Linked DNA regions of Homo sapiens: region 1 is linked to region 2. Evidence: read pairs that join two places in POLR2A ChIA-PET (ENCODE). Cell type or tissue: A673. All regions are shown on one strand. Links, peaks and the distances in the headings refer to the core of each region. The heading gives the core; the rest is flanking DNA.

What was found. Peaks named below come from ENCODE experiments on the same cell type or tissue, not always from the same donor. Only the 100,000 strongest peaks of a DNase experiment are listed, where the experiment ranks them.
Region 1: POLR2A ChIA-PET joins it to region 2 with 6 read pairs; 2 of 35 experiments call an interaction of 5 or more read pairs at or near these places.

Annotation. Positions count from the first base shown.
Region 1 is chr1:38,837,340-38,840,254 of GRCh38, forward strand. RRAGC (Ras related GTP binding C) reads right to left here. Exons shown (of 7, transcript NM_022157.4): 7 at 859-2,365. The coding sequence ends at 2,214. Among named protein-coding and RNA genes, the nearest start is that of RRAGC, 21 kb to the right of the region's middle. In A673, for the core only: no CTCF peak of the experiment used is centred there; no DNase peak of the experiment used is centred there.
Region 2 is chr1:38,070,807-38,073,722 of GRCh38, forward strand. The region is part of intron 1 of MIR3659HG (MIR3659 host gene); the gene reads left to right. Among named protein-coding and RNA genes, the nearest start is that of MIR3659, 17 kb to the right of the region's middle. RefSeq lists an enhancer at 531-1,030. In A673, for the core only: CTCF peaks have their summits at 1,259 (motif pointing left), 1,458 and 2,412; DNase peaks (open chromatin) are centred at 955 and 1,225; H3K27ac peaks cover 2,500 bases.

The DNA.
Region 1 (2,915 bases), core at 416-2,915, 770 kb after region 2:
GGACAAGCCCTGTTTTGCCACTAATTAGATCTATGATGAGGCTGGCCACCCTTAGTGTACCCTCAACAGTGCCAGTTCACACCTGCTGCTCAGGCATCCTTACTAATGGCATCCCTTCCACTCTCAACAGTATCTGGAATTTAAGTTATACAGTCTTCCTAGCTACAGCCTCAACAAGGCTCCTTATCCCTCTGCACCTGTTTCCAAAATCTGAAAAAGAAGACAGGATTAGATAGTTTCACAAGAGTTTTTTCAAGCTGTTTCTGTGATTTCCATTTCAGAATTAAAACAGCTTCTAAAGTAGTCCAATTACAAAATTTAAAGATCTTTCAATCTGTCTTCCTCCCACTGATAAACTAATGTCTATTTTTCTCTGATTAGTTTAGACCCAACCTGTTTGTATAGACAAACAATTATTTAACTGACATTTAAGAGTGAGTCAATGAGTATGTCAGCAACTGGAGGAAACAGAAAACAAGCTGGAATCGGTACAATTGTTTAAGTGTGTTTTACTTCACTCATCTCCTCACTCCTTCTTAGGTTGGATTAACACATTAATGATGCCAGGACCAGGATACTCCCCACCATGTGTGAGATTTGTGTATATGAAACACCCAACCAAAAACATTTTCACCTGAGCTTAGATTTACTACCCTAGAGCAGAAATGGGCCAGGGGAGATACCTAGACACAAGGCCATGAAATTCCCACATCGGGATAGAACCTGAAGCTCTGACACATAAGAAACATTAACCACAGGAAGCAGCAAAAGAAAAAGAAATGGATGAGAAAACGGCAAAGTGGGACAACCCAACGTTCCGCCACCACCCTCCATACCTCAGGCAAGGAGAAACGCTGATTTTGGAGTAAATACATTTATTGATACCCATTTCATATATAGTTCAATGAAATAATCTATAAATATAAAAAGCATTTTTCTTTTGGATATCACCATGGTCCATGTAAATACTCAAGTCAGAATCACCTGCAGGAAGCACTCCAAGTCACACTGTTAGCTTTACAGACCTGAATATACATATTGCATTAAACAGTGGCACTTATGTACTCAAGTGGTCCAGTGGCTTTGGAATATATGTCTACTGGGCATGTGGAATAGAAATAATGTGTTAGGTTTAAATCAATGGAAAGGGTATCAACCATCAACAAAAGCAACAATTATGAATTCATATCCTAGGCAAAGAAAGTACCACAGTTGACACTTGGTGTCAGAATACTAGAGACAAAGTATGTAAAACAATGCCTGTTGCAGCACCACGTGCTCACTCCAACTCCCAGTGGACAGTCCCCCAATGCCTTAGGGTCACTCGTGGTCAACCAAATGCAATCAAGAAGCTCGATAGCTTAGAATAAAAGGTCTGTAGAGGCTGATATCAAGATTAAAGTAAGCTAAACATTTCAGTGACACAATGAGTTTCTCCCCTAGAAGGGGACTGTGGGAAAACTTTTAATTCCCTTTGTTACACTGAGCATGATCATTTATCTAATGCAGAAGAAAGAACCCAGACATCTGGTACTCAGAACATAGGTGCAAAAATTTTCTTCCATTTCAAAGTTTTTTCAATACTTCCGAGGGAACTAATGCAACCACCGTTGAGCCTTGCTCTCCACCTGATGCAGCATAAAATTTTCTCTCATTTCTTCAATATAGGAATGTCTTGCTGCAGACTATGTGTCTTCCGAGTTAGCAAGCAAATGCATTTAAAAGGTCTTAGTTGTGCAATGTCCAAAACTGAAATCTGAGAGGCAGTGTTAGAACTTAAGCAAGGCAGAATTTTTAGAGTCTACTCAAATGAAAGCCTAAGTGAAGCATATAAAAATTCAGTCTTTTCTATTATTTTCAACTGGAATTGATGGCAACATTCCCTGGTAAGGATGGGTAACTGGTGTTATCTCCAGGTCCAAAATATCCCAACTACTTAAAGGGGACCCAAAAGAGGAGAAACACACACTTGAGTTCTGTGGTCTCCAGAATTTTTTTTTTTTTTTTTTGCCATTTTCAAAAAAGATATAGTAGCTTCAGTTGTACACCACCAGTTGAAGGGGTTTTCATCCAAATGAGAAACTCTACCCCTTGTCTCTAGTGGAACAGGCACCAGATTCCCACAAGCAGCAGCTCCCATGTCCTGTAGCACGTGGCATCCGACCCTGGAGTGAAGAGTAAGCTGGCACAGAGCCCCGACGCTGGGATTCAGACTAGATGGCGTTTCGTGGCGTGCCATTGTGTGTCAGCGCTTTCAGACTGGAGGCACTAGTCTGGTGACCACAGCTCCTGTGAGAAGTCACACCCACCTCAAAAACCTCATGAATAGCTTTTCGGAAACAGTGGAAGTTGTAGTCTATTAAACCTGCAGGAAGGAAAAAGAAAAGAATGCCTCCTGAATTGTCAATTGTGAAATTTTATATTTGGGTTTGCAGCCAAAAATAACTCGGATAAACACTGGTTGGAAATTCTTAAGCCTCCAAACTAGATAGCAACTTCTTCAATCGTAAGAACAGCTGGTCATCGGTCAGGTGCAGTGGCTCACGCCTGTAACCCCAGCACTTTGGGAGGCCGAGGCGGGCAGATCACAAGGTCAGGAGATCAAGACCATCCTGGCTAACACGGTGAAACCCCGTCTCTACTAAAAATACAAAAAAAATTAGCCGGGCATGGTGGCGGGCACCTGTAGTACCAGCTACTCAGGAGGCTGAGGCAAGAGAATGGCGTGAACCTGGGAGGCAAAGCTTGCAGTGAGCCAAGATTGCACCATTGCATTCCAGCCTGGGTGACAGAGCGAGACTCCAACTCAAAAAAAAAAAAAAAAAAAGAACAGCTGGTCATCATATATATCCACCATCATAACGTTCTGCTAGAAAACAAATGCGATTGCAATTAGACCATCACCTTGGCCAAAT
Region 2 (2,916 bases), core at 144-2,643:
CAAGAGAGGCAAGTGAGGGAAAGAAGGGGCTAGTGGCAGTGGTGGTGTAGGGTGGGCATGGGGAGGGTTATGAGAAGCAACAGCTTTTCCTTCTGCCCTATGAGGAGCAGGAGAGGGACAGCTTCGAGAGGAGGGAGACTGTTTTCTGTAGCCGAAAACAGTCTTGCAGCTCTTGACTGGGTCTTTGGCCTCTTGTAGACCCAGGTGCAATGCAGAATTGCCTCCATTTCCCCTCTAGACTCCTACCAGCTGCTCCCCTGTCCTGGCCACAAGAAAGTCCTGCCCTAAGGGCACTGCTGGTCTGGAATGGCATCTTCCTTGTCCTCAGGTTTCTGCTGCCCTCTCTGCCTGCCCCTCACACCTTAGGGAATACTGACTCCATGGTCAGGCTCCTGAAGTGCTAACTGTGGACTGGCCAGTCTTGGAGCTCCTGTTTTCCAGCCCCTTCCCTCCATGTTCCTGAGGTCCAGCCTCCAGGCACAACCTGCCCCAAGAACAATGCAGGAGAGACCCAGGGCCTGGAGCGGCTGGCCGTGTAGGGACAAGGTGGCAAAAAAGGAAAGAGATTGGGAAGATTGTGGGTTCAGTGGGCACAGGGGGGCTGGGCAGAGGTCTCCTACCCAGCAGGAGTCTAGGACTGTGGATCAGAGGTGGTGCCAGGGCAGGTGATGTCTGGGCTGGGAGCGTGTGGACTGGATTTATTTGTCCAATGCCACACCCCACCCCAGAGCTCTAAGTGCTCAGCATCATAAATAAAACTCACCTAATAAATCTCCCCTGTAAATTTTCTGCGTAGAATTTCATTACTTGTCTTGTTTCCAGTCATTAGGTTTTAGTCCAATTCGGAGTTGTCCCGATGGCTGTGTAAATCATGCCTGCACCCTGGAGAGCGTGAACTGCAGGGAGAAATCACGCCTGGGCCTGCAGGGGTGACAGCTCAAGCCTGAACAGCTGGACCCTGTGGGGAGTCGGCTGCTTGCACTGAGCTCCTCCTATTCTCCTTGCCCTGGATGGGGAAGGAACTATCATTAACTGAGCACCTAACGAGTGCCAGGAACTTTATAAACATCATCCTGAATCCTCACACCAGCCCCACAAACTAGGAATTACTATCACCATCTTAAAGAATGGAACTGAGGCTGGAAGAAGGGAGGTCATTTGCCTGAAGTTACACAGCTCAGCTGGTTTGTATCTGACACAGTCTGGCTTTGAGCTTAGGTTTATCTGGCTCCTACTGCATCTACTGCCTCCTAGTGTCATAGTTAGAAGAGACTGTAGAGAACTTAGCACAGTGCCACCCCTTCCACAAGCATTCCTTGGTTACTAGCTAGAGTCAACCCCTCTGTTGTCTGTTTCCTGTACTGACTTTGAACCACTTAGGAGGCTTTGCTCACACCCAGTGGCCTTCCATGACTCTCTACCTGCTGTGCTTTCTGATACATGGCTCCTTGGGCTTTTGCACACTCATAGCTATGCATCTAGTTCCAGGACTATTGAGTTCTTGTTTTTCTTCTTTTCTAAACCATAAGCTCCGTGAGGGTAGCGGCTACACCTGCTTGATTCGCCCGTGTATTTCCAGGATCTAGTATAGTATACAGCACATAAAGGTGATGGATAAATTTTTTATCGAGTGACTGGATGGAATAATGAATGAATGAATGTAGTCACACCAGGGAGGAGAAGGAGGAGATGTCAATATGGCCACACCTCCTCTGTGCAGGTCAGTTACATTCCCAAAGCCCAGTGGAGGTCTGAGTGGGTAGGGAGGATTCTGGAACCTCATGTCCAGGCCCCAACTCAGTGCCAATCTTAGCTTTCACCTCAACATCAAATTTTAGCCCTTGACCCAACTCAAACTCCAAACTTAGCCTCAACTCCTAATCCATTTCCAACTCTGATCTCAGCCTCAAGTCCAAACTCAACACCTGACCCCACCTCAGCTCCAACCTAATCACAGCCTTCACCTCAGCTATAGCCCCACCCCTATTTCCATTTCAAAATCAGCTTCTATCTCAGCCACAACTTAAATACAGATCCAACTTCCACCTTAGCCCCCATTCCAGACCTCAACCCCAGCATCACTAGTCAAAAGCAGTAGCTCCTCCTCACCTGTGAGCAGGGAGCAGCCATGGTCCTCAGATGTTGACTGTCCCATAAGCCTGTCATCCTTTCCCCCACCTGCCTTACAGCTTGGAGAGGGGAGGAGTCCTGCTGGCCTCTTGTGAGAACTCAGTAATATTTTTCCACACCCGTCTCATGGTTACAGTTCACAAACCACACACATGTCCATCAGCCCACCAGGTAGATCCCCTAACCGCTCAGGGAGAGGTCTGCATTTCTTTATGTTACACTGGCAGAAATGGAGGTTATTAAATGCTTTGGCTGGTTTGTGATAAAGGGGGTGCTCTAAGCCAGCTTTTCTAAGTTTCATGCTGTCCCTAGTCTCCCTGACCTGGGTAGAAGATGAGAGGGGCCCTTGGTTCTGTGTGTGTGGGTGTAACAGCAGGGACCCCTTACCCCCAGCCCTCAGCACCCTTGGGTGGTCTCCACTAAGGGCTATGACAGAAACATTCTGAATGTTTCCCACCCTGAGCTCAGGAGAGCTTGTATCAAGAGAGAGGCGAGTGATACAGGACTAGTGAAGTGTGTGGTGGATTTGAGGAGTGTTTGGTTAGGGGCCTGGCAGCAAACAGAATCTACTCCTAATGGTTTCTATGCAGCGACTGTGATGAATGGGCTACCTACAAAGGCCTGGGTGAAGATTTTAGGAAGCAGCAAGAGAGGTGGGGCTCCAGGGACTAGCAACAGTCAGAAGCCCTTACCACCTCAAGGGCTGATGAGACGAGGGGAGGGAATGGTGTTGTGGAGGAGGGAATGCCTGGTGCAAGCCGTAGTCATGGAGAAACACAGCCACTG